Linked DNA regions of Mus musculus: region 1 is linked to region 2. Evidence: chromatin loops called from intact Hi-C (ENCODE). Cell type or tissue: left cerebral cortex. All regions are shown on one strand. Each heading gives the region's core, and the rest is flanking DNA. Links, peaks and the distances in the headings are about the cores only.

Evidence for each region. A loop is a pair of places that touch in the nucleus more often than their neighbours do. Peaks named below come from ENCODE experiments on the same cell type or tissue, not always from the same donor. Only the 100,000 strongest peaks of a DNase experiment are listed, where the experiment ranks them.
Region 1: a loop joins it to region 2, with 3 times the contacts of the local background. A loop is called at or near these places in 3 of 42 quality-filtered maps.

Annotation. Positions count from the first base shown.
Region 1 is chr7:126,227,576-126,242,667 of GRCm38, forward strand. 1700123J17Rik (RIKEN cDNA 1700123J17 gene) reads right to left here. Exons shown (of 5, transcript NR_131046.1): 2 at 14,405-14,485; 3 at 2,517-2,600. Among named protein-coding and RNA genes, the nearest start is that of 1700123J17Rik, 13 kb to the right of the region's middle. In left cerebral cortex, for the core only: no CTCF peak of the experiment used is centred there; DNase peaks (open chromatin) are centred at 8,748 and 9,397; H3K27ac peaks cover 671 bases.
Region 2 is chr7:126,279,658-126,294,749 of GRCm38, forward strand. It overlaps Sbk1 (SH3-binding kinase 1), which reads left to right. Exons shown (of 4, transcript NM_145587.3): 2 at 10,200-10,432; 3 at 11,386-11,588; 4 at 12,168-15,092. The coding sequence starts at 10,207. The coding sequence ends at 12,992. Among named protein-coding and RNA genes, the nearest start is that of Sbk1, 15 kb to the left of the region's middle. In left cerebral cortex, for the core only: no CTCF peak of the experiment used is centred there; DNase peaks (open chromatin) are centred at 5,371, 5,854, 8,273, 8,646 and 2 more places; H3K27ac peaks cover 3,152 bases.

The sequences.
Region 1 (15,092 bases), core at 4,272-12,271, 52 kb before region 2:
CAGGATCTGACCTGTCTCATTGTTCAAAAAAAAAAAAAAAAAAAAAAAGGCTTACTTTAATAAAACATCTTTAAATGCTATATATACTCTGTGGATCCCTGAAGTTTTTGAAGACCATCTATTTATCTATAGCCTATCTAGAATACTATAGAATAGAGTTTATTCAGGGCATGGGGAGGAGAGTTAAGAGGGTAGTAAAGGCAGAGAAAGGCAGAGAGAGGGAGAGAGTAGAGAAGTAGAGAAACAGAGGCTGGTCATGGACGTGTGGAGAGAGGGGGAAGGGAATGGGGAAAGGAGGGGGAAGGGAAGAGCCCAAGAGGGCAAGAGAGAAGCAAGAGGGAACAAGAGTAAGAGAGAGAGGAGGGGGCATGGAGGACCATACTTGACTGTTGCCAGGTAACTGTGGGATGGAGTTTAGACAGAATGCTAACACATAGTATGTTGTAACAAAAATAACCTTAATTTTTGTATCAATATGCAAAGATATATACCAATGTAACAAAATATAACCTTAATATGTATCAATATACAAAGATCTATATCAATGTAAGATTTTGGCTATAAAATATTCTTTGGTTTAAGAGTAGATTCACCAGTAGTGGTGGCCCACGCTGGTAGGATTTGCTGAAGGAGGCAGAGGCAGGAGGATCAAGAATTTGAGGCCAGCCTGGTCTACACATTTTTAAAGCTGGGCAGTGGTGGCGCATACCTTTAATCCCAGCACTTGGGAGGCAGAAGCAAACAGATCTCTGAGTTCAAGGCCAGCCTGGTCTTACAGAGTGAGTTCCAGGACAGCCAGGGCTACACAGAGAAACCCTGTCTCGAAAAACAAACAAACAAAAAAGAGTAGATAGATTCAATAATCTACTTCTTTTTCCTATTGACTTTATCATATTCCTTCTTCCCCCTTCTTTCCTTTTCAACCCCTTACATAAGAAAGAAAGAAGGATAGAGAAAAGAAAAGAAAAGAAAAGAAGAGTAAAATAAATAGCTTCCTTAAATGGCATAACAAACATTTAGTACCCATTGAAGGACACTGCAACCAGATCTTGGGGGCCACCATTTGAAAACAGCAGCACCAGACCAACCCCCAACACAAACACAAGACCAAGTCCCAACACACATGCCCCAGGAGCTGTCTGCTAAGTCTCACAGTTTTCTTTAAGCCCTGCTGGGCTTATTTGCCTCCTCTTGGAGCTTCCTCCTCTATCTCTTCTTGGGCCTTCTTGGACCTATAGGCTATGAGTTTCCTCTCCTTCCCCTAGGCTGGCTTCCTTACGCCCTTCTTGGTCTCTGTGACCCTGTTCCTTCTGTCTCTCATCTCCTTCCTAGAAGTCCCCCAGCTTCTTTATACTGTCCTGAGCCTGTACAGCGACCTTGCCTTTCTCAGACAAGTTCACAGCTCTCTCCTGGAGTTTTAGCCCCTCTCCTCGGGAGCTGCCTGCTCTGTCTCTTCCGTAAGCCGTCCTGGACCTCTAGGAATCCTTCTTTGGGTGGAGCTCCTACACTTAGCAACCCTGTCCCTCTTAGCTCCCTCTTGAAAGTCCTGTAGCTTCTCAATGTCCTCCTGGGCTTCTCTCTGTCTCAGCTCCCTCTTGAAGTTTATAGGAACGCCCCTTTCAGCCGAGTTTACTTTGCATCCCTTTCCCTTGGCTCTCCACCAGCTCAGACTTTATTAGAGTCTTTCTGTCCTCCCTGTCCTGCTTGGTCTCAGTACAGCTCAATGGCCAAAGGTGGCACACTTGTTTTCTAAATTCTCTCATACAGTCACAACCTCTGCCACAGCACAAACAAATGATTCCCAAACCTCTTAGACATTCTCTGCTCTGGACTTCCAAAAGTCTCTTATCTCTAAGATTTTTTTTTAAGGTTTGTTTGTTTGTTTGTTTGTTTGTTTATTGATTGATGGTTGTGAGCCTTCTTGTGGTTGTTGGGAATTGAGTTTTAGGAACTCTGCTCACTCTGGTCAATCCCGAGTGCTCCCTGCTTGCTCCAGCTCAAAGATTTATTTATTATTATACATGAGTACACTGTAGCTGATGTCAGACACACCAGAAGAGAGCATTGGATCCCATTATGCATGGTTGTAAGCCACCATATGGTTGCTGGGATTTGAACTCAAGACCTTTGGAAGAGCAGCCAGTGCTCTTACCCTCTAAGCCATCTCTCTAGCCCCCTTTTTAATTCTTTCTTTTGGTTTTTGGAGATAAGATTTCTCTGTATAGTCCTGGATGTTCTGGAACTCACTCTGTAGACCAGGCTGGCCTCGAACTCAGAAATCCACCTGGCTCTGCCTCCCAAGTGCTGGGGTTAAAGGCATGTGCCACCACTGCCCGGCCTTTTTTCTTTTTTTTTAACATAAAGCTTTTATTGATTGATTATTTAGGAATCTTACATCATGTACCTCATTGAGCTCACCTCCCAGTCCTCCCATTGTCCACCTTCCCTCCACCATGATTAACCCCCAAAACAAAGAAGAAAGGGAAGAGTCCATTTTGTGTTATCCGTATACTCACTGGAGCATGGTCAGCTTCCTAATGGTCGTCCCTCCAAGAGAAGATGAATCTTCTTCCACCTGCACCTGCACCAGAAGCCATCAACTGTGGAGAGAGAGCCATGCTTCACCATCTTTTTTTTTTTTTTTTTTTTTTTTTTTTTTTTTATTTATTTATTATATGTAAGTACACTGTAGCTGTCTTCAGACACACCAGAAGAGGGCGTCAGATCTCCTTATGGATGGTTGTGAGCCACCATGTGGTTGCTGGGATTTGAACTCCGAACCTTTGGAAGAGCAGTCGGGTGCTCTTACCCACTGAGCCATCTCACCAGCCCCCAATGCTTCACCATCTTCATCATAATTTTTTTGTAGTTTTCCTTGATGGCTTCCTCTGTAGGTTGTCATTGCGGGGGTGTGTGGAGTGGTGTGGGGTGGAGGGAGGAGTTGCCACAGAAGCCTTTTATGTTCCTCTTTCTCAACTGTGCATCTGCTGTCATCTGTCACTGGTAACACTTCAAGACTAGCTTCCTTGCCCTTCACAGTCAGCAGGAGCACAGAGCCGAGGCAACAGCACAGACCACAAACACCTACTTGTTCTCCATAATCAGCATGCACCAAGGACCTCTGCCTGGTCTCCTGTGGCAGTACAGACATCGACACGACATGGTCCTCTGTCAAAGCACAGGCCACTGACAGGCATGCAATGCAAGGAAAGCATGGACCATGGAGGTCTTTTGAAAAGGTCCAATCCAGAAAACGGACCATTCTTCATCTAGAGTATCCTTTCCCTGTCCAGCACCAGTGCAATCATGTGACCAGGCAGTTTGTTTAGAGGCTGAGTCTGAGCAAGCTCCAGACTGTGGCCCATCATCCTGCTGACCTACTGACCTACTGACCTACTGACCTACTGAGTAACGACCTGCTCCTCCATCAACTACAGCCTTGACTCACACACACCCCTCACAGCTGTCGTGGCTCCAGCTCCACCATGCTCCACTCCTCCATCCTTCCCACCTTTCCATCCCAATAGTGGCATTGGAAGCTGCTGTGGTATATCACACAATATACTCTTTTGCCCAAACAGCAGATTCACATGCAAATATTCATTAAAATGAGTTGTTGGTCTGGTTCAAGGCCTCTCTCTGACTTTTGCTACACCATTAATACTGGACCCTAGCTGAGACTCCTCTTGGTTATCCTGCTGTTGTCAAGTTATGGATGGAGATGCTGCAGCCATAGCCACAGAACAGGCCCCTTCATATGCTCCAACAACTCATAGATGGCGTAGGTGTTGGGGTGGACCAACTCAAAGCCCTGGATCTAGGTGGGAGCTGAATTGCTTAGCCTGGGTCTCTGCCAGACCACCACTCTTCCCACCTCTCTCCTTGTGGTCATGGCTGGTCTCTGCTTCTCTACTCTCTCCTTCTCTCTGCTTTTCTCTGCCTCTACTACTCTCTTAACTCCCCTCCCCATGCCCTAAATAAACTCTATACTATACTATACTGGTGTGTGTCTGGTCCCTCAGGGGGAAGGGATGCCTTGCCATGGGCCCACTGAGGCACCCCCTTCCCCCACCCCCCACACCTCCCTAGAGCATATTCTTTTTTTTTTTTTTTTTTTGGTTTTTCGAGACAGGGTTTCTCTGTATAGCCCTGGCTATCCTATCCTGGAACTCACTCTGTAGACCAGGCTGGCCTCGAACTCAGAAATCTGCCTGTCTCTGCCTCCCAAGTGCTGGGTTTAAAGGCGTGTGTCACCACTGCACAGCTTGCTAGAGCATATTCTTAGAGCTCTTTCTCTTTATGATCACAACATTCATTCTCAAAAAATGTCTTAAGACTTTGCTGTAAACTATCTCGGGATTTGTAAATTCACTGGGTAGGGTTAAAAATCTGTAATGAAATTTAGCTTAAAACTTTAAAACAAAAGGCTTATAGTTTAAAAACTATACGTGGATAATCTTTTTTCTTTTTTTGTTTTTTTCGAGACAGGGTTTCTCTTCTCTGTATAGCTCTGGCTGTTCTGGAACTCACTTTGTAGACCAGGCTGGCCTCAAACTCAGAAATTCGCCTGCCTCTGCCTCCTGAGTGCTGGGATTAAAGGCGTGTGCCACCATGCCCGGCTACATAGATAATCTTAATTGCTACAACATACGACATATGTGCTTCAACTCTTGTTTGGAATATACTGTATATATAACTTGGATGCAACTCTTGTTTTAAAAATAGATTTATAGGAAAATAGATTTTTTTTTTTTTTTTTTTAAGATTTATTTATTTATTTTATGTAAGTACACTGTAGCTGTTTTCAGACACACCAGAAGAGGGCATCAGATCTCATTACGGATGGTTGTGAGCCACCATGTGGTTGCTGGGATTTGAACTCTGGACCTTTGGAAGAGCAGTCGGGTGCTCTTACCCACTGAGCCATCTCACCAGCCCGGAAAATAGATATTTTAAATAGCAACTATATGGCTTGCCTGTCCTGGCTGATGACCTCATTAGGATGAAAGCAAAGGTGTGACTGGCAGGCATCTTAACTAAGGTTAAAAACAGATACATGCCTTGCGACTTTACCACCACCCTGATTAAGATGACCATATGGTATAAAACAACCAAGGCAGCACTTATAAAACTTCTGAGACCTCTGATTATCCTTGTAGCTCCATTTTAGACCAAGGAGACAACAGCAGATCTCCAAACTGTTTCGGGTTAGGATGGATTTTTATGTGATGATGGATTCCTAAGGGTTAAAGGTCTGTCTACTTGGAATAACAGAAACCCTCTTATCTCTAACTACTTACGACCTTACTAACTGCTCAGCACCAGGCTTCTAGATATAGTTGATAAATAAGGTTTATAAATTCCTATGCTCTACTCAGATTAACAGTAACAGCCTTAAAATATATGTCTAGCATCTTTGTCTTTGGCGACTTTATTAAGCTTTAATTATTTGGATAAACTAAGTCTTACAAGAAACTCGATTTTCTGTATCCTATAAAAAGGATCAAAAAATTCCCAGTCTTCCTATGGATTGTATTTATAGTTTAAAGTTTACTGCATTGGTGGCTTAAAGTTTTATTTTGATGATAAAAAAAATCTTCAATTAAATCTTCAACTTAAAATTTTAAGACTCAGCTGTAAAACCTTAATCTTATAAAAGCTGCTGGCTTGCTGTAACTGTTAAAGATAAGTAAGACACACAGGTTGATGCTCAGTCGCGTTATAAAGGATCAAATTCCTTAGTATGCTCAAACCTAGGCTCATAGTCAAGCTAAGTACAAATGGAATTCATTTACAACAAAAGCTTTATTTAGCCTCCTGTATGCGTTTCCTTTTCCTTTTCCTTTTCCTTTTCCTTTTCCTTTTCCTTTTCCTTTTCCTTTTCTTTTTCCCTTTTCTTTTCTTTTCTTTTTTGTATAGCATACAGTTTATCCAGGGCATAGGGAGGGGAGTTGAGGGAGTAGAGACAGAGAAAGGCAGAGAGAGAGAGAGGAAGAAGAAGAAGAAGAAGAAGAAGAAGAAGAAGAAGAAGAAGAAGAAGAAGAAGAAGAAGAAGAAGAAGAAGAAAGTACAGGGGAAAGCCAGGCCCAAGAAGTGGGAGTGGGTGGGTAGGGGAGCAGGGCGGGGGGAGGGTATAGGGAACTGGGAACTTTCGGGATAGCATTTGAAATGTAAATAAAGAAAATATCTAATAAAATAAAATTTAAAAGAAGAAGAAGAAGAGGAGAGGAGAGGAGAGGAGAGGAGAGGAGTAGAGGCTGGCATGAGCACATGGAAAGAGGGGAGGGGAATGGGAGGGGGGAAGAGGGGAAGGGAGCAGGAGCAAGAGAAGAGAAGAGAACAAGAGAGCAAGAAAGCCTGTATGTTTTCAAGGTTAAGCCTAAAGCAAGTAACTAAAAACAAAGTTTGTTTAAAATAAGGTGTACTTAATTAGCCGGGCAGTGGTGGCACACGCCTTTAATCCCAGCACTTGGGAGGCAGAGGCAGGCGGATTTCTGAGTTTGAGGCCAGCCTGGTCTACAAAGTGAGTTCCAGGACAGCCAAGGCTACACAGAGAAACCCTGTCTCGAAAAACCAAAATAAATAAATATAATATAATATAATATAATATAATATAATAAGGTGTACTTAATAGATAACTGTCCTCAAATTCTTCAGAGATTTGCTGAATATGGCATTCAAAATATGTAATAAAAAGGCTTCCTATGGTAGACAGAAATTCCAGCTCCTAGTGGCAGCTCTAAAGTTTTCAGAGAAGACAGTGGGGCAGATAGCTCCACCTGGGCTGTGGTAACACTAATCACTGGGCAGAACTGCCCCACGCCTCTCCTACCCCAGAGCTTTGCCCACACTGTGGACAATGTTGAATTGACTGCTCTACGCTTCCTTGCCGCAGCCAGTCAGCTTTCCCAGGTTCCTTCTCCACAGGAAAACGCCTTAGATCTTCCTGTGCATCAAGCTAAACATTTAATGCTGTTCCCTGAGATAGTTGAAGATAGTCTACTTCTCTCCCCAGTGAAGCCACTGAGACCATTGGAGCCTAGGTCAACCGCCTAGGTAGTGGGTAAATCTCTGACTTTTTAACTAATACATAGACCATTTGGACATACTTCTTGTTTTAATTCATTCTTCTCAGATCTCAGATGATATTGACAGTTAATTCTGACTTTACGTTAAGAGCAGCAAGCAAACCAATCCCCTCCCCCAAGGCTGCAGCTGACTGGTCAGTCCGTTATACATATAAAACTAGGCCTTGGGCCTCACTTTTCTAGAGCTACTAGGTCTCCTGCTGAGAAAAGCAAATAGACACTGTTTAACTTGTTGGTGGACTTCACTCTGAAAAAAATAAACTCCCAAAACAGGTTTCAATATAACTTTTTACTCTTATTTAAAGCAAGAAGCTTGCTTTAAAAATGGCTTCTCTCAGTCATCAACCACTTGTGCCTCATGGTAAACAAATATAACTCAAAGGCATTGGTTTACAATGTGGATTTCAGGACAGATTACAAGCAGTGGTAATGCTAACACAGCTAGAACCTTTATCTCTTTTTGTAAACTTGAAAAATGCTTGTACCTTTCAGGAAGTTGACTTGGATCCATCTCTCACAAGTCAAGCAGACTCCAGATAAGTGCTCCTGTCAATCAACAGCCTAACTTTCCCACCTACTGCCCATCCCTGAGGGTGAGCTCCCCCTAGTCTTGGGACTCCTCTGCCCCACCAGGTACCAGGACCATGGGCCTACAAGTTTCAATGTATACTCAAGATGAAAACCTTCCCCTAAACTCCTTAGCTCTACCTTCTGTCCCTACACTATATCTGTCCCAGCAGGTTTCCAACTACAGACTGCTCCGAAGCAGCCTGCACCGGATGGCTCTCATGCAACCTGCATGTCCCTATTCCCAGGTGGTCCCACAGAACCTGAGCATTTTCAATGCTATCCCAAAGGTCCCCCATACCCACCCCCCCAATCCCCTACCCACCCACTGCCCCTTTTTGGCCCTGGCGTTCCCCTGTACTGGGGCATATAAAGTTTGCAAGTCCAATGGGCCTCTCTTTGCAGTGATGACCGACTAGGCCATCTTTTGATACATATGCAGCTAAAGACAAGAGCTCCCAGGTACTGGTTAGTTCATATTGTTGTTCCACCTATAGGGTTGCAGTTCCCTTTAGCTCCTTGGGTAATTTCTCTAGCTCCTCCATTAGGGGCCGTGTGACCCATCGAATAGCTGACTGTGATCATCCACTTCTGTGTTTGCTAGGCCCCATCATTCAAAGATTCTTTCGGCTCAGTGATTTGGTAGGTCTGGCCGCTGTTGCTCTGACCTGTGGCAAGTTGTATGTTATCACGTGGGCACAGAGCTGCTCCTTGTGCATCACACTGGTAAAGTGCTTGCTTAGCTTGTGCAAGGCCCTAGCTTCAACATCCAGTAAACAAAGCACTCAGAAAACAAAACAAGCTAACAACAGGAACAAAAAACCTTGCTCTTTCCAGTCAAGGAACAAAAGAGGAAGGGTCCAGGGTTCAAGATCCCTTCAAAGGCAAGCCTCTCTCCCCTAAGGGCCCCCGAGGACTTCCTGCAAACCCATTCTCTCTAAGTCTCTGCCACCTCCCAACCGCACCATCCAACTTCGTCCCTCTGGCACTACTGAGCTGAAGGAAGTGAACAGCAGCCGTTGTCGCCTGAGGGAGGATACTTCCAGCCAAAGGCTCAGGAAGTGTGAAGACACTTGAGTAGTGAGAACAGCTGCTTGTATCTTTCCCACCGGCTTTCCGGCTGGTTCTGTTTCTTTTGAAACTTCCAGTTCATGGTCTGTGGTTTGTAAGTCACTGTCCTGGTAAGAGCTAATTTTGTATTGCAGACATGGCTCTTTGTGTTACACACTTTAAAAATAGTTTACCACTTGTTTTGATTTCGTTTCTAGTACCTATTACTGTGTGACTCCTCACTTCCTCCAAGTACTAGATACCGAACCCAGTATCTTTCAATTTTTGACAGACACATTTATAATTCACCAGCTTGGTTACTGACCTAGAAAACCTCGCTTGTGTTTCAACATTTTTTGTTTGTTTTGTTTTATCCAGACAGGATCTCAACATGCCAACTGAGCAGGCTTTGAACTTATGGCCCTCTAGCCTCTGCCTCAAGAATGCTGGGATTACAGATGTGTGCCGTCATGCCTGGCTCATTATTCTTTTTAAAAATTCATTCATATTTTATTCTAATTATTTTATGGGTTTTATTTTTAACTTTGAAATTCTTGATCCATCTGGTGTTTCCTACGCCTTAAACAGTGAGGCATCTGGACAGTGAGAATCTAGATTTATATCTTTATGAAGACTGTGAAACAGCCCGCCCTCGTACTTATCTGAACCCTTTGGCTCAGACCTATCCCCATCCTTCTGAGCTGTGTGAAGCAGAGGCTGCTGCTTGTAGACTCCACCCACAGGGAGCCCTAGAGGAGGGTTGCTGGGCTGGAGGCGAAGGTTTGTAAGTGTTACAGCTCTGAGAGGAAAGGCAAGTGTTGCATCTCTGAAGAGCTGTCAGGAGCCAAGGAATACCACAAAGGCGCCTTGCACAACCAACCTCACACAGGGCATCTATTGGGGAAGACACAAGAAGGTGGCTGCTGATTCCTTCTGCTTGGGTGAGAAGCGGCAAAGATTGGAGCCTTGAGGGCCTTAGGGAGAGGACAGAGGACTTCTAGTTCCTAGGCAATGGGGCCACTTTGAGATGGCTGGAAAAGGGGAGCTTTAGCCTCGCCACCACTTTCTCAACTCCACAACCAATGTAGTCCAAAGAAACACCTTGTGAGTTCAGCAGCTTCCTCTTGACTGCTGCTCACAACAAAGCCAGCACCTTTCCCTCTCCCAACCACACGGCCAATGCCAGAACCTTCAGGTTCTACCGAAAAATCCTAGCCCTGGCCATAATGGGTTGGAAGGAGAACTCTGCAAGGTTAGTTTGACTGGTGAGCTCTGAGATTACCCAAATGTGCCATCCAAAGGGAGATCCTGCTTCCTGCTTCCTGCTTCCTGCTTCCTGCTTCCTGCTTCCTGCTTCTTCCTCTCCAGTGCCAGCCACCTCACCAAGAAAGCATCCAAACCTGGGGCAGGATCTGGTTGTTGCAGTTGCTTTTTTGTCAATCTGAGACAAGCTACCGTTATCTGGGAAGAGGAACCTTAACTGGAAGAAAGCCTCTATCAGACTGGCCTGATGACTGGCTGATGTGTGGAAGTCCCAGTCCACTGGGGATGGTACAACCCCTGGGTGGGTGATGCTTGATCATATAAGAAAGCAAGCCATGGGGGCAAGCTAATAAGCCATGACTGTCCTTGAAGGAGTCTGCTTCAGTTCCCACCTCCAGGTTCCTGCTAGAGGTCTTTAAAGCTCTTTGTCCTCAAGTTGCTTTCGGCCATGGTGCTTTATCAGAGCAATAGAAAGCAAGTAGGGACTGGGGCCACTGGGCTGGGAATGAAGCACCCTCCCTGAAGCCACCAAACTACTATAGGGGTGGCTGACATCGAGGAGGAGGGGAGGTTGGTGAGCAACTTTACCCCTTCGAGAGGGGAGCGAGTGGAGGCTGAGCCTGCGGAGGAAGGCCTGACCTCGAGGAGAGGGTGAAGACGGTGACTGGAGTTCCCACTGCTACACCACTGCACTGGCACATGCATGTGGATTTATCTCACCGCCCAGGCACCTACCTGACATCCTCTGAGTGGCTCCATCACACTCCGTGCTCACAGGGCAGGGGCATCTCTCCTGCTGTCACTGGCATTGCCGCAGCCAGGGAAGGGCTCTACTTATTATCTAGAGGTCCTGGAAGGCAGACTTAGAGCTGGGAGATCCTTAGCACAGGGAGCCCTTGCTATCCCCTGCAGCTGTGTAGAAGGCGGTGCCCTCCCCGTCCCTGCTCTCTGCCAGGTATTAATGTACCCTTCCTCAGATGTGTGCCACTCAGCATCACCTTACTGGGTTGCTACCTGCACCCCACCTTATCTGAGACCTCAAACCTCCCATCTAATCCTCCTTCCTGCCTCACTGCTTTAGCGCTCAGCATCATCTTGTCTATGACCTGTGCTCTGCCGCTGGACTCTAAGCTCCGCAAGGGCAGGGATCCGATCTGTTTTGTTCGGTGCCCAATCGTCCATATCTGGAACGTGAGTGCATATAGCAGCTATATGCTACAAAAAGAAATATCTTTTTATCGCCATCTCACAGCTACAAAAAACTGAAGTTTGTAGAGAAAACACTTGGCTTTAGCAGCAGCCCCGGCTTTCCAAGTCCAGATACTCTGTGCTTAATGTAGACTGCACTGTGGTCACACAATGCTTATTGCTGCACTGTGTGGGAGGCTCAGATGGACCTAGAGAGAAATGGTTAAACAAGTTACAATTTTAAGCCTCCTGTAATGGTCCATAAGTGAATTAGCACAGATCTATACGTGCTTATATGGAGTGACCTCAAGAATATTAGTGAGTCAAAACACAAGGCGCCCCAGAGTGTTTTGGAAGTCTTTTCAAAAGAAATAAACAGAATGACCATACATCTCAAGCCTGGGTGTGTAGAGAAATGTCCTAGGAGACTCTGGAGGAGCCTGGGGTCTCTACCCAGAGCAAGTTATTTCCATCCATTTTGTATTGTTGAAATTTAAAATCTTGTGCATGTTTTTTTCCTCTTTTCAACAATATAAATCCTCCAGAAAGTTTAAAAGAAAGCCTCAGGATTTGTAAAAAATAAAATAAAATAACAGACCCCTTCTCTACCACCTGAGCTTGTATTCAACTGTTTCTAAAGTCAGGGAACTCAACCCTAACTTTGTCCCTTCCATTTGCTTCTCTCTCTCTCAAAATATTAATTATTATAAATAAGTACACTGTAACTGTCTTCACAAATACCAGAAAAGGACTTCAGATCCATACTTTCGAATGTTTCTGTCAGCTAGCAGCAAAAGAGATTAAAAAAAAATCAGTTCCCAGTTGCACAGGCATGGGCATGGCGAACATCTGGGACAGAAGTGGGGTGTAACTGAAGGGAGAGAGACAGGCTAGGGTACAAGCAGCAATCAGGAGGACCCAGCTCCAAACGGAGACTCCTCCCACCTGCTCCTGCCTTGTAACTCGTCCATATTGGACCTGGAGGACAGAACTCTAAGATGTAAGGCTGTTTTTATACAAAGTCTTGCTATGTAACCTTGGATGGTTGGAAGGTGTTATGAAGACCAAGCTGGGATCAAACTTATAGAGATCCACCTGCCTCTGACTCCCAAGTGCTGGGTTTTTGTTTTTTTTTTTAAAAGATTTATTTATTATTTATTATATGTAAGTACACTGTAGCTGTCTCCAGAAGAGGGCGTCAGGTCTCATTACGGATGGTTGTGAGCCACCATGTGGTTGCTGGGATTTGAACTCTGGACCTTTGGAAGAGCAGTCGGGTGCTCTTACCCACTGAGCCATCTCACCAGCCCTTGTTTTGTTTTTAAAGATTTATTTATTATTATATGTAAGTACACTGTAGCTGTCCTCAGACACACCAGAAGAGAGCATTGGATCCCACTGTGCATGGTTGTGAGCCACCATGTGGTTGCTGGGATTTGAACTTGGGACCTTCAGAAGAACAGTCAGTGCTCTTAACTGCTGAGCCATCTCCTCAGCCCTCAAGTGCTGGGGTTAAAGGTGGATAGCACAAACTCAGCTTGTACGTAGTTTGTGGAACATTTGGGTCTACCAAGCAAAGATTCTGAGTTTTATCTGGAAATTTTGTAAATGCTTCAGTAAAGGTAAGATGGGGGTGGTCAATGATAACTCTAGGAAAATGCAAATCAGATTTAAAAGTTGAGCCGGGTGGTGGTGGCGCACGCCTTTAATCCCAGCACTTAGGAGGCAGAGGCGGCAGATTTCTGAGTTTGAGGCCAGCCTGGTCTACAAAGTGGGTTCCAGGACAGCCAGGGCTACACAGAGAAACCCTGTCTTGAACTGCCCCCCCCCAAAAAAGTTGAACAAGAAAGGAAATGTAATCCGAGCATAGTATGTGGCTAAGGTGTGAGTATTATCTACAAAGTTATAATAATGGAAACACAAAAAAACTAGTCGAACCAAAAGGATGTATAACACTGGAGGGATAAGGACAGAACTTGTGGTGTGGGGGAGAGGGGACAGTGGTAGAGAAAAGGTGCAGTTTCATTTTCTACATTAGGGTGTAAGGTCAAAGCCAGAGAAATGGAGAAACAGCTGTGTTAGCATCTTAGTTCTAATCTGGCCATTCAGAGAGTGGACCGACCATAAAGCAGCATCAGCAGCCGCGACGCGGTATTGGAAATGCAGAATCTTGGAAGCTGCCCCAGGGCTGCTTTGTAGTGGGCGAGGGGGGTGCGTGTGCTTCCACCACGCCCTGGGCATCGTGCAGGCGAGGCAAGTGCTCCTCGCTCAGCCACACCCCAGCCGCAGGACCCAGAGTTATCAAGGACCTCCAGAGATGCGCCTCACTTGGGGGCCTGGACACCTAGCTCAGAACCTGATTTAGAAAGAGAACAGCTGGGTTGGAGAGATGGCTCCGAGGTTAAGAGAACTGACTGCTCTTCTGAAGGTCCCAAGTTCAAATCCCAGCAACCACATGGTGGCTCACAACCATGCATAGTGGGATCCAGTGCTCTCTTCTGGTGTGTCTGAAGACAGCTACAGTGTACTTACATATAATAATAAATAAATCTTTAAAAACAAAACAAAACAAAACAAAACAAAACCCAACACTTGAGAGGCAGAGGCAGGTGGATCTCTATAAGTTTGATCCCAGCTTGGTCTTCATAACACCTTCCAACCATCCAAGGTTACATAGCAAGACTTTGTATAAAAACAACCTTACATCTTAGAGTTCTGTCCTCCAGGTCCAATATGGACGAGTTACAAGGCAGGAGCAGGTGGGAGGAGTCTCTGTTCAGAGCTGGGTCCTCCTGATTGCTGCTTGTACCCTAGCCTGTCTCCCTCCCTTCAGTTACACCCCACTTCTGTCCCAGATGTTTGCCGTGCTCATGCCTGTGCAACTGGGAACTGATTTTTTTTTTAATCTCTTTTGCTGCTAGCTGACAGAAACATTCGAAAGTGCAGAGCCGCCCTTTGCATCCTCCTACCTTCCCTAAGGACAAAAACAAAACAAAAAAACAAAAAAAAACAATAACAAGATGCCGTTAGGCAACAGAACCGCCAGCCTCTGCACAGCCGCACGAGAAACAGAATCTCTCCACCGATAAAGCCTGGACCAGATCTGGTTTGAGGCATACCTTTTTGTCTACGTGGGATGTTTCACAGGTTCCTTCTAGGAAGATAGTGGCATTCTTGCCAAGGTGCCTAAGCCACACTGTGATACATTTTAAGTCAAGCCTCTTCCAGGAAGCTGGCTTCCTACTTACGTTTCTGTCAGTCATCCGTCAGGCCTGTAGCAATCTGGCGTTGAACTCTCTTTCTTTTCCTTGTGTTTTATTGAACCACTCCTATATAGAGAAAAGGGAAGGACTATGGTGGTCATGGTGGTACACACTTAAGAGACTGGGGAAGGAGAATCACAAGTTGGAGGCTAGCCTGGGCTACAAAACAACAATCTTCAGGTTAAGTGTAGAGTCAGAGCCAGACACACAAACACTCAGAGAGAGAGAGAGAGAGAGAGAGATGAGACAGTATTTGCCTCTCTTTGAACTATGAGCAAGCTACGTTCCATCCTAGAGGTTCACTTGGGTTTTATTTAGGTTTTTTGGTTTTGTTTTATTTTGTTTTGTTGTTTAACAATTAAGTCAATTTATTTAAACAGTTGACTTAGGCATCTGCAGTGGTGACTTCAACCTCCACTCCTGGCTCAATACTGATGGAAGTAATCTGCTTAACGATCTCAGAAGGACTATGTAAATCAGTGAATTGCTTGTGGGTCCTCATCTGGAAAGATCCCATGTCTTGGAATCTTCACCACAAGGTGTTATTTTGGTAGTGATTCTCAGTGTCTTGGTAGGCATGCGAACCGGTCCTTTCACTTTCGGATTCCTTTCCTTTGTGCCTCTGGTCAAGTCTACATGTGAAGTCACAGGAGAAGGTTTTAGTGAGCTTTAA
Region 2 (15,092 bases), core at 4,581-12,580:
CGTCACCAGGCTAAGATGCTGTCCTGGGAAGAGAGGGGATCTTGCCAAGCACAGATTGTAGGGTGTAGGATCCCTGGAGATGGGGTCCTCGTGCTGATGGGCAGCTAGGCAGGTTTCTCGTTTGCTTCCTCTAACAGCCCTGTCACCTGGCCTCAGCCAGCTGTCCCTTCTGCTCCCCAGCTCATGCAGGGTTGAGCCTGGTAAAAGTTTTATCCTTCCTTCCCTCCTTGCTCAGCCCCCACCTCCCCACAGAGATTCAGTTGTTCAGTCAACAGAAATTTACTAAGCACCTGCTTTGTGCCAGCTGTCATGTGAGCTCCTGGGGACTCCACAGTGAACAAGACCAGGCCATAAAATCCCTGCCCTCTGGGTGCTTCAGTTCGAGTGGGAGAAGGACACAGTTAATAGATGTCATCATAGTCAGTGAATTATATAATGAATTCAAAGGTGCTCCATTCTACTGGGGAGAAAGAGAGCAAGCGTGGAGGAAGGGAAGGTGGGACGTGGCCCTAGTTTGGAAAGTGTCACCCAAGCAGAACACTGACGAAAGATCTATGTGGGCCTTGGAGGGAAGAGCTATTCAGGCAGAAGGAACAGCTCCAGGCTGGGATAGGGCTGCTGGGAGCAGCTGGGAAACGGTTGGGGGTGGGGCGTAGCAGCAAGTCAAGGGGGTGGGGTGGGGTGGGGTGGGGTGGACAAGGCTAGTGGAAAGACTGGTATGAGATGGGCTGCGGAGGGAGTGGAGAAGGGGTGACACTGGGTGCTGTGTCTAGACTGTAGCCTGGCCCAGTGGCACACACCTGCAGTCCTAGCTACTTTGGAGGGTGAGACAGAAGAATTGGAAGTTGCAAGCTAGTTTGGGTCAAGGTCGAATACCATCACTACTGTGTGGGTTCTGGAGTTGCTTAATATCAGTGAAAACCCTGTTCTTATTTTCCCCTTGTCAAAGCAGTGTACTGACTGACTGTATCCAGTGATCTGGAGCCCAGAGGGCAGGGTAACTGGTGACTGCTGCTGTGTTCTCCCAGGGGCAGACTAATTATTTGGCAAGGTGTCCAGCATAGCAACATGGTCCGAGCTCTCTGCAAAAATTCCAAGCCCACTCACCCTTTAGCCTACATGCCTGTTTCTAGAAGCTCTGCACAGATCCACTCAAATCCACTGAGTGTCAAGTTGCTCCTGTGCAAGGCCGCTTGCTTTTTATAGCAATAGCATGGACACTGGAGACTCAGCTCTGCAGTTTACCCCGCCTGCTGCCCCGCTGGCTACTCTTCCTCAAGCCAGGCTTCAATGGGCGCTGTCCAGGCCTGTGGTACTGAACGTGGGTTGGAGGGAGACCTGGGGCCCAGAACTGAAGGCTAAAAGTAAAAAAGATGATGTGCAGGCCAAGAAACTAAGGGTTCAGTCCTGGCCCAGAGACTGACCTTGGGTAGGCTCCTCCGAGCCTCAGCGTCCTGCCCTGTGAAGAGGGAGTTGCCACAGAGATTAAGTGGCAAAATGAATGGTAATTTTTTGTTGTTGGTTTGGTTTGTTTTTGTTTTTTTCGAGACAGGGTTTCTCTGTGTAGCCCTGGCTGTCCTGGAACTCACTCTGTAGACCAGGCTGGCCTCGAACTCAGAAATCCGCCTGCCTCTGCCTCCGGAGTGCTGGGATTAAAGGCGTCTGCCACCACGCCCGGCATAAATGGTAATTTTTACCACTTCACTTCAGAGGTGGTAGCGCAGTGGTTAAGCTTGGGTCACAGCATGGTGATGGTTGGTTCTAATGCTTCCTAGATGGGTGATCTTCTATAATGATATGACCAAGCGGGGCTTGGTGGCATATACTTGTCATCCCAGCTACTCGGGAGGCTGAGGCGGGAGGGTCAAAAGCTTGAGGACAGCCTGGACTACATAGCAAGACTCTTGTTTTAGAATAAAAAGGGCTGGGGGGTGCAACACTTGCCTGGGCTCCATCCCAGCATTAAACACAGACAGAAAACAATGCCCGTGCCTAAGTTTCTTCATTTGTAACTTGGAGTCAGTAATATTCCCCACACTATGAGGCAGTGGAAGAACTTGATGGGCCCATGGGATTCACCCATCAATGTCACTTTCTGTTGGTATCTCCAGCCTGTCCCCGGTGACCAGTGCTCCTCACAGCTGCTTCTCTCATGCCACCTGGACTTGGAGCTGTTAGAGGACAATAGCACTTTACCCCCAAAGACAGCCTGGTTCCTGACCTATGACTGGTCGTCAGTCTGTCTATCTACAGAATGGAGCCAACCAACAGTCCTTCACGTGGTGCTAGAAAATAACTGTGTGCCTGCAGGGTCATATTCAGGAAAGCCAAGATATAAAAAGTTACAACTTCCAAACACGTAAGGAATTATTCACCGGCATTTGTCACCCCCTGGCTCAGTGCTGGGAATAGCAAGATGATTAAGGCAGGGGCTGGCTTTCAAGGAGCTCTCGGCTCTCTCGCTGGGTTTTAGGTACACTCGTCTGGAGTCTAGCTTGGGAGTTATATAAACTCATCAGCTGGCTTAATTAAGCCCGAACAGAAACCCACTGATTCATGAAACAAATGTCCAGGAGTATAGCTGGCCTTAGGCGTGCCTCGTCAGCACGTCTCTGCTGCTTCCTTGTCAGGCAGGTTTCCCCATTGGTGTGGCCTGCCAGCTTCCAACAGCTGTAGCCCTGTGTCCTCTGGCTTGGTCTCACACCCAGAGTGAAGGATGCTGTTTCTCCACAATTCCAGCAGACAGACGTCCCCAGGGCTTGGCTGCAGGGGTCACCATGGGGCACGTGTTTATCTTGAGCAGATGGAATAATGCATCCCAGAGTCAGGCCTGTCCCTGATAGTGGTGTAGAGAGCAGGGCAGGACTGGTACCCAAAGAAAGGGGAACTGATGCCAAGCAAGGCAATACCACATGGCTGTTCAAGGAGCCTCAGCCGCACTGCGAGGCCAGATGTGCTGGTGTACATCTGTAGTCCTAGCACTCGGGAGGCAGAGGAGGGAAGATGGAGAATTCAGTGCCACTCTGGCAAGACCCTCTCTTAAATAACAATCCAGTGATCCAAATTCCGTTGCAGCTGTGTGAGCAAGGCAAAAAGTGAGTCAAATCTGACTTTCAGTCAGGCTGGGCGGGGTGTGGGGCAAGGCACAGTGGCAAGCTCGTATGAAATGCCACAGGCCGTTATGTGTGTTAACTGAAGTGCAGATAAAAAGCGGTTCATTGGGGCTGGTGAGATGGCTCAGTGGGTAAGAGCACCCGACTGCTCTTCCGAAGGTCCAGAGTTCAAATTCCAGCAACCACATGGTGGCTCACAACCATCCGTAACAAGATCTGACTCCCTCTTCTGGTGTGTCTGAAGACAGCTACAGTGTACTTACATAAAATAATAAATAAATCTTTAAAAAAAAAAAAAAAAGCGGTTCATCCAATGGAGTCTAAGGACTTGTGAGGGAGGCAGCACGAAGGGCTGGCGTGTGGGGTCAGGAGACTGCAGCTGAAGCTCACTTGCCTTTCACTGATGGACGGAGGAGAGGTCACTGGGCTGCCCCCACTCAGTTCTGAAATTCTACCACACAGCTATTTGCCGCCCCCCCCCACACACACACACAGGGAGGGTGAGTAGTCATATCCAGAGAAGCCAGGCTTGTATTCAGACACCCCTGGAGTTTGCCCTTGCGTGGGACACAGTGTAGGTCCAGGGCCTAAGGGAGAGGACCTGAACATAGGACAGAGAATCTTGGGAGTCAAGTGTAAGGACAGAAAAGCTCAGCTGGAGCCAGACATTGTGACTCGCTCCTGCGATTCCAGCCCTTGGGAGTCAGAGGCAAGAGGATCACAGGTTCTTGGCCAGCCTGGTCAGTCAGGGTAAGAAAACAAACAAAAACAGAAGGCCTGGTCCTGCCTCACCTCTCATAGCGCCCGGCCCCCCACCCCCAGTTCCCACAGGTAGCTTTAGCCTCTGTTGCACCCCAGAGATGAAGGATGCTTTTCTCTGTGCTATGTTTGCCTTGCAGGACTGGAGCTCCAGATCTGGACCCAGCTCTGCCAAGTGCCAGCTTTGAGTCCTTGTGCACTTCAGCAGCTATCTTGGTTTGCTTGGTGCTTCTGCCACCAAGGATCTCTAAAGGGTGGTTTACAATGAGCAGGTGCATTTCTCAGTTCTAGAGGGTAGGACATCAAGGTCAAGGGCATCCATGGTAGGGGGTGGAAAGGGAACAGAGAAAGACCAGGATGAGCCTTTTAAAAGAACCCAACCTCTAAATAGTTTCCAAAATCTGTCTTCTTAAAAAACCATACTTATTAGTATGTCGTATCTGTGGTGCATGGTACATGTTTACAGGTGGGTACACACATGCTTAGTGTGCCTGTGAGGATCAAAGGACACCTTTGTGAAGTCAATTCTCTCCTATCTTAAAGTGTCTTGTGGACATCAAACTCAGGTCACCCAACTGTAAGCACCTTTAAGCGCTGAGCCATCTCACCTGCCCCGCCCAGGTCTCACCTCCTTAGCCTTTGTTTGTTTGTTTCTTTGGTTGGTTGGTTTTGAGGCGGGTTCTATGTAGTTTACAGAGATCCACCTTCCTCTGCCTGCCAAGTGCTGGGATTAAAGGTGTGTTGCCCCAGTATCTGGCCAGATCTCACTTAATACTGTTCAAATGACAGAACCCAGTGTGGAGGCACAGGCCTGCAATCGCAATACCCAGAACGCTGAGGTAGGAGGAACAAGACTTTGAGGCCAGCATGGGCTATGCAGGGAACATAAAAGGCAGTTAGGTTTCACCGTTGGACTGGAAGGGTACTCCTGTAAAAGTGAGAGTATAGCAACCATATCATACACGGTGGTTGTTACCTAAGTCTAGCCCACCATGCGTAGAGCAACCAGAGTGCTCAATAAATACAGCGACACCATTCTCCCACCAACAGGCTGAGGCAAGCCCTCCTCTCTGCAGATGGGTCACCCTCCACCCACTCCTGTGAGTGCATTTTTGTCCTTGATCTCTGTCACCATTCCTGGGGAGTCTGGCCATGTTCCAGGCAGGTGCAAAACATAGTTCTGTCTACTGACTGCATAGCCCTTCCTGAGAATAGCAGTAGTTGTTGTGACAAGCCACAGTTCAGGGGTGGAACACGGAGATTCACAGAACAATACAGGGTGGGTAATCTTCACTCCTCCTGGGTGGACATCTAGTGGGGGCTCTACCACATTTTAGGGTTTGGGAGTCCTTTGCTCAAGTCAGCATCCAGAAGGCTTCTGCAACTGGAAAAAGTCCTGAGCTGGCAGTAACACGTCACTGTGTTACATCCCAGTGTGGGGGAGGGGAGCCAGCCACATGGCCACATGAAGGAAGGATTGTGACTTTGTAATGTAGAAGAGGAGACTGTTTGATAACAGCTGGCTGGCTGCCACAGCCACAGCCAAGTCACCACACTCTTGAGCCTCTGTTATTATCTGTGGAACAGAGAACATCATTCGATAGTGACAGTGGCTGCCCGGGTTGTACATTTACTGAAAGCTTTAGCGTGTTCATGGGTGTATAAGTCACCCCTCAGGTAAGCTGCACAGGCAGCTCCTTGCCCTCTCCTCAGTGTTCTTGTGAGGACTTAGCCAGGAAAAGGTTGCCAGGGTGGTGGTGTTGCATGTGTGTGCATGTCTGTCTGTGTGACTGTTTGTCCCTGTGACTGTATGTTTGATGTCTGTGTGTGTGTGTGCATACGCTTATGGCTTGTGTGTGTTTGTCTCTGCTTATGGTGAGGTATGAGCGTTCCGAAGCACTGTGAGCTGGGTTCTCTGCTGGGTGTAGCATCACAGGGTGGCACCCAACCCAGGCTGCCTGCCAACAGGAAGTGGTAGGCGGTTCAGTCTTGCTTCTTGCTTGGGAAACCCTCCCCCATTTTGGTGGCCCTCCAGCATGTGTCAGAGCCAGGACTGTCGTGCCTGCACGCTAGGATGTCCATCTCTGTCTCCTGGAGTGTACACATCAGATGGTCAAGACAGCAGCCCAGCATCTCCCTGGTGGGTGGGGGAAAGTTCCAGATCACTACACAGATGGGTATCAAAGCCAGTAGAGACACACCCTGGAAGGGTTCCACCCAAAGGGTCTCTTGGGGCCGCAGTTACCCGGAGTGTGGGAGGATACCCTGCTGAGCACAGGCTGGGAGGAAACAAAGGTCAACAGAGACCTCTATTTCCTGGTTGCTGGGCGTTCACAGCACAGTCTATAGGTACATTCAAAAGGGTGTGTGTCAGGACCTGGAGAACAGTGACCCCCTAATGTCAGATATGTCTTTATCCTTCCAGCCACTTAGGAGCTAGACATGTCATGCTTCACTCAGTCTCAAGTTGTCACACCAGGAGTCACGTGACATCACTGTGAGGGTGACATGGGTATCCTTGGCAGAGGTTCCACCCAGCTACTGCAGGATCTGGGTGTATTGTTCCCAACACTTGTCTTGGGAAAGAACTGATTTAAAGGATGGAGTTTAGATCCAGTTCCAGAGCTAGCTGTGTTTCTGTGGGTACGCCACTTGGTCTCTGCGCTTCATTACATCATGGAATAACAGTACTATTATATAGCGTTCAGAAGAATTGTGGAGTCCTTATGACTGGTTGGCTGCAGTAGGCACTGTCAAGTTAATGTTTTTGTTTTCTTTAATGTGTGGATGTGTAAACTGAGGCCCAGGACTGGCCATAGGTCACTCGGCTGAAATGGCTCACAGAAGGATCAAGGCCCAGACTGTTCCAAGTTCAAGCCATCTCTGTAGCTCCCCACCGTGTCTTTAAGTCATGCTTGGTAACTGGGTCAGAGACAGTATGTACCTGAGGGATGACACAGCAGCATCAGGGACAGACATGTAGATTCAGTCATTCCTTCTGCTGACACCTTGTGGAGAACATGACAGCAGGAAGAGAAGGGCTGGGTGGCCCCAAAACTTACCCAGTAAATTCAGGGTGCAATACAGCATGGGTTGGGATCTGGTTTGGCCTCTGCCTTCAGGAGCTCTTGGCTTGTTGACAAGTAGGCACAGCTGAGACATCTTCCCCAACCTGGTCAGCAGGGGAGGCCCAGATGAAAGCTCTTGAGTGCCCATGACATGCACCTGCTGGGGCAGCAGAGGTTGATAGAGAAGGACCCAAGGACAGTGCCATTTGAGGGATCAGGCAGGGGAGCAGAGTGGGAAGTAAAGAGTGCTTAGGAACAGTGGCAGTCTAGCAGCTTCTAAAGTCTGCAGAGGCAGTGCGTTGCTTGAGTGCCTAGAGGCCCAGGGTCAAGCACTTAGAGGGAATACAGCCTCCTGCAGCTACCAGCCAAAGTCCCAGATGACACAGAAACATCTGAGGTGACCTAGCAGAGCTGATGCTCTAAGTCGGGGAGTTGTATCAGAGAACACGTGTCTGCACACCAGGCCATCCGTCTCTGTCTCCAGGAGTGTACACATATCAGTGGTTAGGACAGCAGCCCAGCATCTCTCTGGGGGTTAAGGAAGACTTCAGATTAAGAGGGCCGGGCTGTCCATTCCTCAGAAACTCTCAGGAAAAACTCCACACTGTCCTTGAAAGGTTAGAGGCAGTGGCCTGGGGACACTTCAGAATTGGTTTCCTTTCCTTTTTGAGATGAAGCTAGCTAACTTGTCTTCCTCACCAGGTAGGTGGTGGACGTTTGACAGAACTCATGGTCCCTGAAGCTGAGAGGGCCTCCCCTCCCTACTTCCCCAATATACCCTAATCATGGCCGTGTTAGAATTGTAGCCTGGGGCTGGTGAGATGGCTCAGTGGGTAAGGGCACCCGACTGCTCTTCCAAAGGTCCAGAGTTCAAATCCCAGCAACCACATGGTGGCTCACAACCATCCGTAATGAGATCTGACTCCCTCTTCTGGAGTGTGTGAAGACAGCTACAGTGTATTTACATAAAATAATAAATAAATCTTTAGAATTGTAGCCTGGAACTGGGTAGGGCTGTGGACACTGGCCACAGAGCCCAGTCACACAGAGTAAGGGGAAGCTGGGCTGGGTTTCCTACCATCCTCTGTGGTTGTGAAAACACAGCCACACCGCAGACGAGACTCCCGGGTGACACTGTGGCATCTAGAGTCAAAATAAAACTCAGAAAAGGCTGCAGCTGGGGTGGGGCAGTTCTGGGAGAACAAGGTCTAGGAACAGAGCTGGTTCATGAATGGAAAGAACAGGAGTCTGGGGAAGTAGAAGAGGTGGGAGCCGGTGCAGGGAGGGGGCCTCTGGTCTCAGCCATTGCTGAGGATGGCACAGATGGAACTCCGCCCATGGCTGGTGGGAGGCCAGGAAGTTCCCGCCTGGTGTTCCTCCTCTCTGTGTGAAGTGGGAGGCTGGGTCGTGCTGCCTAGAAGGAAGGAAGGCCGGGAAAGGGCTTGCCCTGGAAGGGAATGGCTGGCCAGGGCTTGGGGGGGGGGGTGTAGCGAGGTTCTAGCACCCCCAGCTTCCAGCTGGAAATGCACAAGTAAGCATGGGTGTATGGTCCTAGCAACCCTGAAACCCAGGAGCAACTACACCATCCTTACCAAATCACCTCATGGAGCCTGGTCATGCTGTGGCAGAGCCTGTCTGGAGCTATGACTGCAGACTTGGCATGGCACACACCTACAGAGAATTTACTGAGTACAGGTGCTTCGTGCCTAGTTAAACCCCACAGTGGCTCATGGGAAGTTGTTCTGTTAAATCTCTTGATAGAGGAGGGAGCAGGCACACATGCAGCCAGCCCAAGGACATCCAACTAGTAAGTGACATTTGGTATTCAGACTCAGCCTGAGGCTTGTAGGTCACGCCTCCTCTCAGATGGGGCAGAGGACTTGGTATAACTGGTGTGGGCAGGGGGCTCTGGGATGAGAGGCAGCCGACAGGAGGTCTTAGTGTTGGCCTCTGGCTGATAACACTCAATGCACATTCGAACACCTGCCCAGTGTACCTGGGAGAGGCTCTGCTCCCAGCACTCGCGTGTGTGCTCGCGCGCGCAGACACACACACACACACACGCACACAAAGCTAAGAGAAGGTTCTGGATGGCTGCCTGGAAGATAAGGATGGAGACAGAGCAGGCTTATACTGGGACAAAAGGAAACTCTTGGGATGACAGATAGACTCATTATGTTGATTGCAGTGATGGATTCATGAATATTTATGTGTTAAACTCATCAAATCGTGTTTTAAATATGTAGTTTATCATATACCAAGCAAACCCCAGTAAAGCCACAGAAAAGTGAAGCAAAGTCTAAGGTGGAAAGCAGAAGTGAGAACCCTGAATTGGGCGTTGGCTTTACTATCACAGAGTCAGACCCCAGCCTTGGACGTCAGCTGGGGTGGGCAGAGGATGATGGTCTCTATGGAAACACAGTAGCTGTGAGGGGTATATGCATGAAGACGATCCCGGCTGTGGACATAAAGGGGTCTCAGGCTGGGACTGAGAAGGACAGGCAGGACTTCTGTGGAACAGGTCCCAGGGCCTGACCTGTGTTGTATGTACCAGAAGGGATTGTGTTTTCCCCAGGGATGCCATTGATCATGGCTGCATGTGTTGTTACTGTGTGGCCATACTGGCACTCTCTTGCCTGTGTGGGGTCAAATGGGGTGGCTGAGGTAATTGATACGGCAGAGGCCACCATTCATTGGCCCTAGCCCTGCTCTTGAGCCCGCTCTGCCTCACTGTGAAATGCCGCTTGTATGTTCATCGTGTTTATCGCCCATCTTTCTGATGCGCAAACCTCAAGGGCAAGGATCTCGTGGATTTGTGCAGTGCTGGATCCCCAAAGGCTCTGATGTCACCTGGCAAACAGCAGATGCATCATCATCATATGTGAATAAGGCTAGGGCTGTGGGTTAGTGACAGATCGCATGCTTAGCATGTGCAGAACTGTAGGTCTGACCCCCCTCTCCCAGCACCACCCACAACAGAAACCCAGAACTTGTGAATGGAAACATATGTGTGGCTACTGCTTTGTGGCATAAACCTGTGTGCTTGCTGGGGACTGTGTGGGTTAGTGTGAGACAAATGGGTCTGTGATACACAGTGCTAACGAGGGACAGCGACTGTCTCAAGAAACTTCGGGGATGGTGTCAAGATTAATGACGTTTAACATCCCTGTGGCCCAGCTGGGAATCTCCTAGGTGCTGGGGGGGGCGGGAGGAAGATGGCGAGGGGGCTTGTCACTCATCATGCCGTACCCCACAACAGGGAGAAGATGAGCGTGGGCTGCCCTGAGCCTGAACCGCTCCACTCCCTGCCTTGCTGTGGGCCGGGGGCCGCCCCTGTACCAGGTGCAGGTGTGCCCCTCCTCACAGAAGACATGCAAGCGCTGACCCTACGCACACTGGCTGCCAGCGATGTTACCAAGCACTATGAGCTTGTGCGGGAGCTGGGCAAAGGGACCTACGGGAAGGTCGACCTGGTGGCTTACAAGGGCACAGGTGAGTGTTGGTGGGGTGGCAAGGTATTAAGGTTAGGGACATGCCTGGACAGAGGGCCAGAGCAGAAGGAGTTGACAAAGTGCCCAAACCAAGGCTAGGCTGCTTTGGGGCCATCTGGCGCCTTTGAGACAGATGAGCCTAGGGACATGCAGGAAGTGGTGCTAAGAACATTGGTGACACCTGATGCTGAGGAGCTGGAAAAGGTGAGGACAGGTCTTTGGGGACAGGACACCTTGTTTAGAGGGTATGGGGAGATAGCCCTATGGGACACAGACCCTGAAGTTCAGCCAGTCAGCCAAGGTCACAGCACGACAGTGTGTTTGAACTAGGATGAGACCCTGTACAGGCAAGGCAGGAGGAGTCTCTCGGACAGAGGACTAAGGCAGGAGGAGGAAAGCTTGCCTGGGTGCGCCCTAGTGCTTTCTGTGTGACCCTGGGCAATGGAACCTGTTCCTCTATTTAGGAAAGAAGGTAGGGCCTATGATGTGTAGCATTGTTGCTATTCCATAGCTGTGTGCCCAGTAAGGTACACATGCCTGCCCAGTTTGGAGGGCTAGTTCCTTATGGGGGATTCTCTTATTCACCCATTGGTAGCATTTGATGAGCCTTTGTGTGGTGAATTCTGGAGACTCTGGTACAGGGCAGGGCCTTATGTTCAGAGAGTCTTGTTCTAGCTAGGGCGATAAATACGACAGATGAGTAGACTGGATGTAGGGAAAATAGCTCAGGGTAGAGGCTGTAAGCCTTCCTGCTGGTTTTCAGTCAGGGGTTGTAAGGTAGAAAACGCAAGTCAGCCCTGCTCTGCTCGGTGGGCTTAGACAAGTCTTTTACCTGAGTCAGTTTTCCATCTCTGCTTGAGGACATCGTGCTGACCATGGCCACTAGCCTTACTGCAGGGACAGGTTGGACAGCCAGGTGTGGGAGTCTCACTGTTGTTGTTGTGGCCCTGCCAGGCACTAAAATGGCCCTGAAATTTGTGAATAAGAGTAAGACAAAGCTGAAGAACTTTCTGCGTGAGGTGAGCATCACCAACAGCCTGTCGTCTAGCCCCTTCATCATCAAGGTCTTTGACGTGGTCTTCGAGACCGAGGAGTGCTATGTCTTTGCCCAGGAGTATGCACCTGCTGGGGACCTGTTTGACATCATCCCTCCTCAGGTACTTCAGAGAGTGGCAGAGAGAGGGGAGATGGGCTTTGGGGCTGCCAGCGTATGGAAACCTGGAAGGAGTTGGATCAACCGGCAGGCTGGGTATTGTATGCGTACCTGTCACACCTCTAATCCCAGCAATTGGGAAGTAAAGCAGAGGCAGGAAGATCATGGGTTCTGTACCATCTTGGGCTGAGTAGTGAGACCCTATCTCAGCAAATCCGGAAGTGTAGCTTAGTGGTAGTGTTTGTCTAGCATACATATAAGCACTGCAAATAATAAATATGCAAGTGACCAAGCATTGAGACCGCAGAGGTGTCTCTGGAGCAAATGGGGGAGGATCCTAGTGCTTAGTTGGGGTCTTTCCACTTGGGTAAAGTCGAAGTCAAAAGCCACCTAGCAGAGGAACAGGACGGGTATCCTACCAGGTCCGGAGGAGGACAAACAGGCACCAGGATCAGGGCAGGTTCAGAGGCCAACAGGAGAGTTGTGACCTCCAAGTGGGCAACTGACAGGGTCTCAAAGAAGGAACTGGGGCAGGGCCGGCGGGCCTGGTCTACCCCTGAGCAGTTCTCTCTGTTCCCAACAGGTGGGGCTCCCAGAGGACACGGTGAAGCGCTGTGTGCAGCAGCTGGGGCTGGCGCTGGACTTCATGCACAGCAGGCAGCTGGTGCACCGTGACATCAAGCCCGAGAATGTGCTGCTGTTTGACCGTGAGTGCCGCCGTGTGAAGCTGGCTGACTTCGGCATGACGCGGCGCGTGGGCTGCCGTGTGAAGCGCGTGAGCGGCACTATACCGTACACAGCACCCGAGGTGTGCCAGGCTGGCCGCGCCGATGGCTTCGCGGTGGACACGGGCGTGGACGTGTGGGCCTTTGGCGTGCTCATCTTCTGTGTGCTCACTGGCAACTTCCCGTGGGAGGCTGCATCGGGTGCGGATGCCTTCTTCGAGGAGTTCGTGCGCTGGCAGCGGGGTCGCCTGCCGGGGCTGCCATCGCAGTGGCGCCGTTTTACCGAGCCTGCGCTGCGTATGTTCCAGCGGCTTCTGGCGCTAGAGCCTGAGCGGCGTGGGCCCGCCAAGGAGGTCTTTCGCTTCCTCAAGCACGAGCTCACATCCGAGCTGCGGCGGCGGCCTTCCCACCGCGCACGCAAGCCGCCTGGGGACCGCCTGCCAGGGTCCCTGCGCCTTGAGGCTCCCGGGCCACTCAAGCGCACTGTGCTCACCGAGAGTGGCAGCGGCTCGCGGCCTTCCCCACCCAGCGTAGGGCCCGTGGTACCCGTGCCAGTGCCAGTTCCAGTACCCGTGCCTGAGGCTGGTCTGGCTCCGCCTGCACCCCCGGGCAGGACCGACGGCCGCACGGACAAGAGTAAAGGGCAGGTGGTACTGGCCACGGCCATCGAGATCTGCGTCTGAGCCGCTGCAGCGCAGCTGCTGCGGGGAAGCCGCGCGCTCTAACCCGTACTGGGGACAAGGAGCAGTCTCTGCGCGGCAGTGGGAAGGAGTAGCGTAGACTAGGAGGCCCAGACACCCCGGTCGGTGGTGGGCTGGTGACATAGCTAGTAAATGACCATGCGTACGGCCGGCCTCAGCCTAGAGGAGCCGAGGCCCCTGACAAAGGCTGGGAGCTTGTGGGCCAGACTCTGAGCTCTGGAACCTGAACACTCCTGGCGCTTCATACCCCTTGGCAGATAACCCTACAGTATTCCATCCAAACCTGGGCACAGAAAGGGGGCTTTGGTGTCGGGCAGATATGGGCATGAGATCGATCCTTAGAAACTGGCAAAGGACAGGCACTGGGTTGATAACAGTGGTCTCCAGGAGGTCAGAGGAAGAGGCCAAGCCCTTTAAATGTAGCAAAAGTTGTGTGCAGGAACAGACCCGATTATCTAGTGATACCCCTCACTTCTTCCTGCTGATGGGAACTTTGAACCCAGGAGGGAGAGCTATTACTGCAGCCACGAGGCTTTTGGGAACAGAGCTCCAATGTGTGCCCCTCCTGGGAGTAAGGGAGCAGATGGCTGGGGAACAGGAGGCTCGGCACTCCTGTGTCCCCAGGGCAATGGAGTCCATGCACAGCCCAGCTGCTCCCTCCAGAGCACTCCACAAGCAGGGAAACAGTTGTGACAGCTACTCCTGGGTTTCTGTTGCCGTCACATGTCAGCCTGGGTTCTAGGCCAGTACCCTTTCAGGGGCAGAGCAGGTCACTGAAGTGAGGAGGGAGTGTGATGTGTGTCTAAGTGTCCAGACACCTCACCAGGCAGCTGCCAAGAGCCAGGCCTCTGTTTTAGCACACTCCTCAGGGAACCCCAGGAGGTACCTGCTGTTGGCTCCGGTTCTTAGGCAGCAAAGCAGGGATCCACCCTGCCCCGGCTCTCCTTTGGGACCCTACACAAGAGGCTTGAGGGACCCTTGCAATAACCTCAACACAGGCAGGCTGTGCCTTCTGCCTGGCGCCACCCAACTGGCCAGCCTGGGCTGCCTCTCCTAGGGTCCCTCCAAAAAGTTCCGGGTCATTCAAGGAGGTTCCATCTTGGGGCTGGCTGGCTAGCTAGCTACAAGGGGCACCAACCACCCCTCAGCCTGGAGCCCCCCACCTCTACACACCCCCTTACTCCCACCACAAAGGGCTATAGGTCTCCCTGCCCTGCCTGAGTCCAGTTTACAAACTGTGGTTGCTCCAGGGCCTGGTCCTACTCTCCTGGGGTGCCACCACTTCCCTAGTGGACACAGGGCCACATATGCCAGGTAAGTAGCAAACCCCTCCTCCTGCCAAGAGCCGAGTCTCAGAAGGCCCCCATCACTGCCCTGGCCCACCTGGGGCCATTAGGCCCTCCTTCCCAGCCGCTGCCTCTCCTCTTGCCTTAGGCCTCTCCACCCTGATCTGCAATAACAAGGAAGCGAGATTCCACGGTAGACATCCCGCATCCCACAAGCGCCCCTCTCTGTTGAGATCCTGTGTGGGAGGCTTCTCCCTTGTAGTATCTAGGATGGTAGTCCTCAGAAGAGACCTTAGGTACGTAGCCCAGCCCCATTGTTTAGAGGCAGCAACCAGCCTGACCTGGAACAGGACTCGGACTGGGTCAGCCTCTGCTCTTGCCACCGCTGGTACTGTCTCTGTCGGTTGGGTTGGGACCCTTTGCCCCTTAGGAGAGGTGTTGGTTACAGATGTTTACCTCAGTTTGAAGAAACAAAACTGTTGAAGAAACAAATAATAATAATAGCAAAAAATTAGTAACACGGTAGACATGGAGGCTTAGAAGACAAACCACAGAGGAAACCTCCCCCTTTACAAGTTTTCTGTGAAGTACAGTTTGTTCACGTACGCACACATATGTGTGCATCTCTGTCTCACCCCAGGGCAGGCCAAATCATCTATTGACACCTGTCCCAGCCTGTGTGTCCCTCACACTGCCCCCTGTCCTTTGGTGCTTCCCAGGGGCCCCTTTGAGCTGGCTTGTGGGGTATAGGAGAGCTCCCCGGATGGGAAGTGAGGCCTCGGGTTAGCTAGAGGTC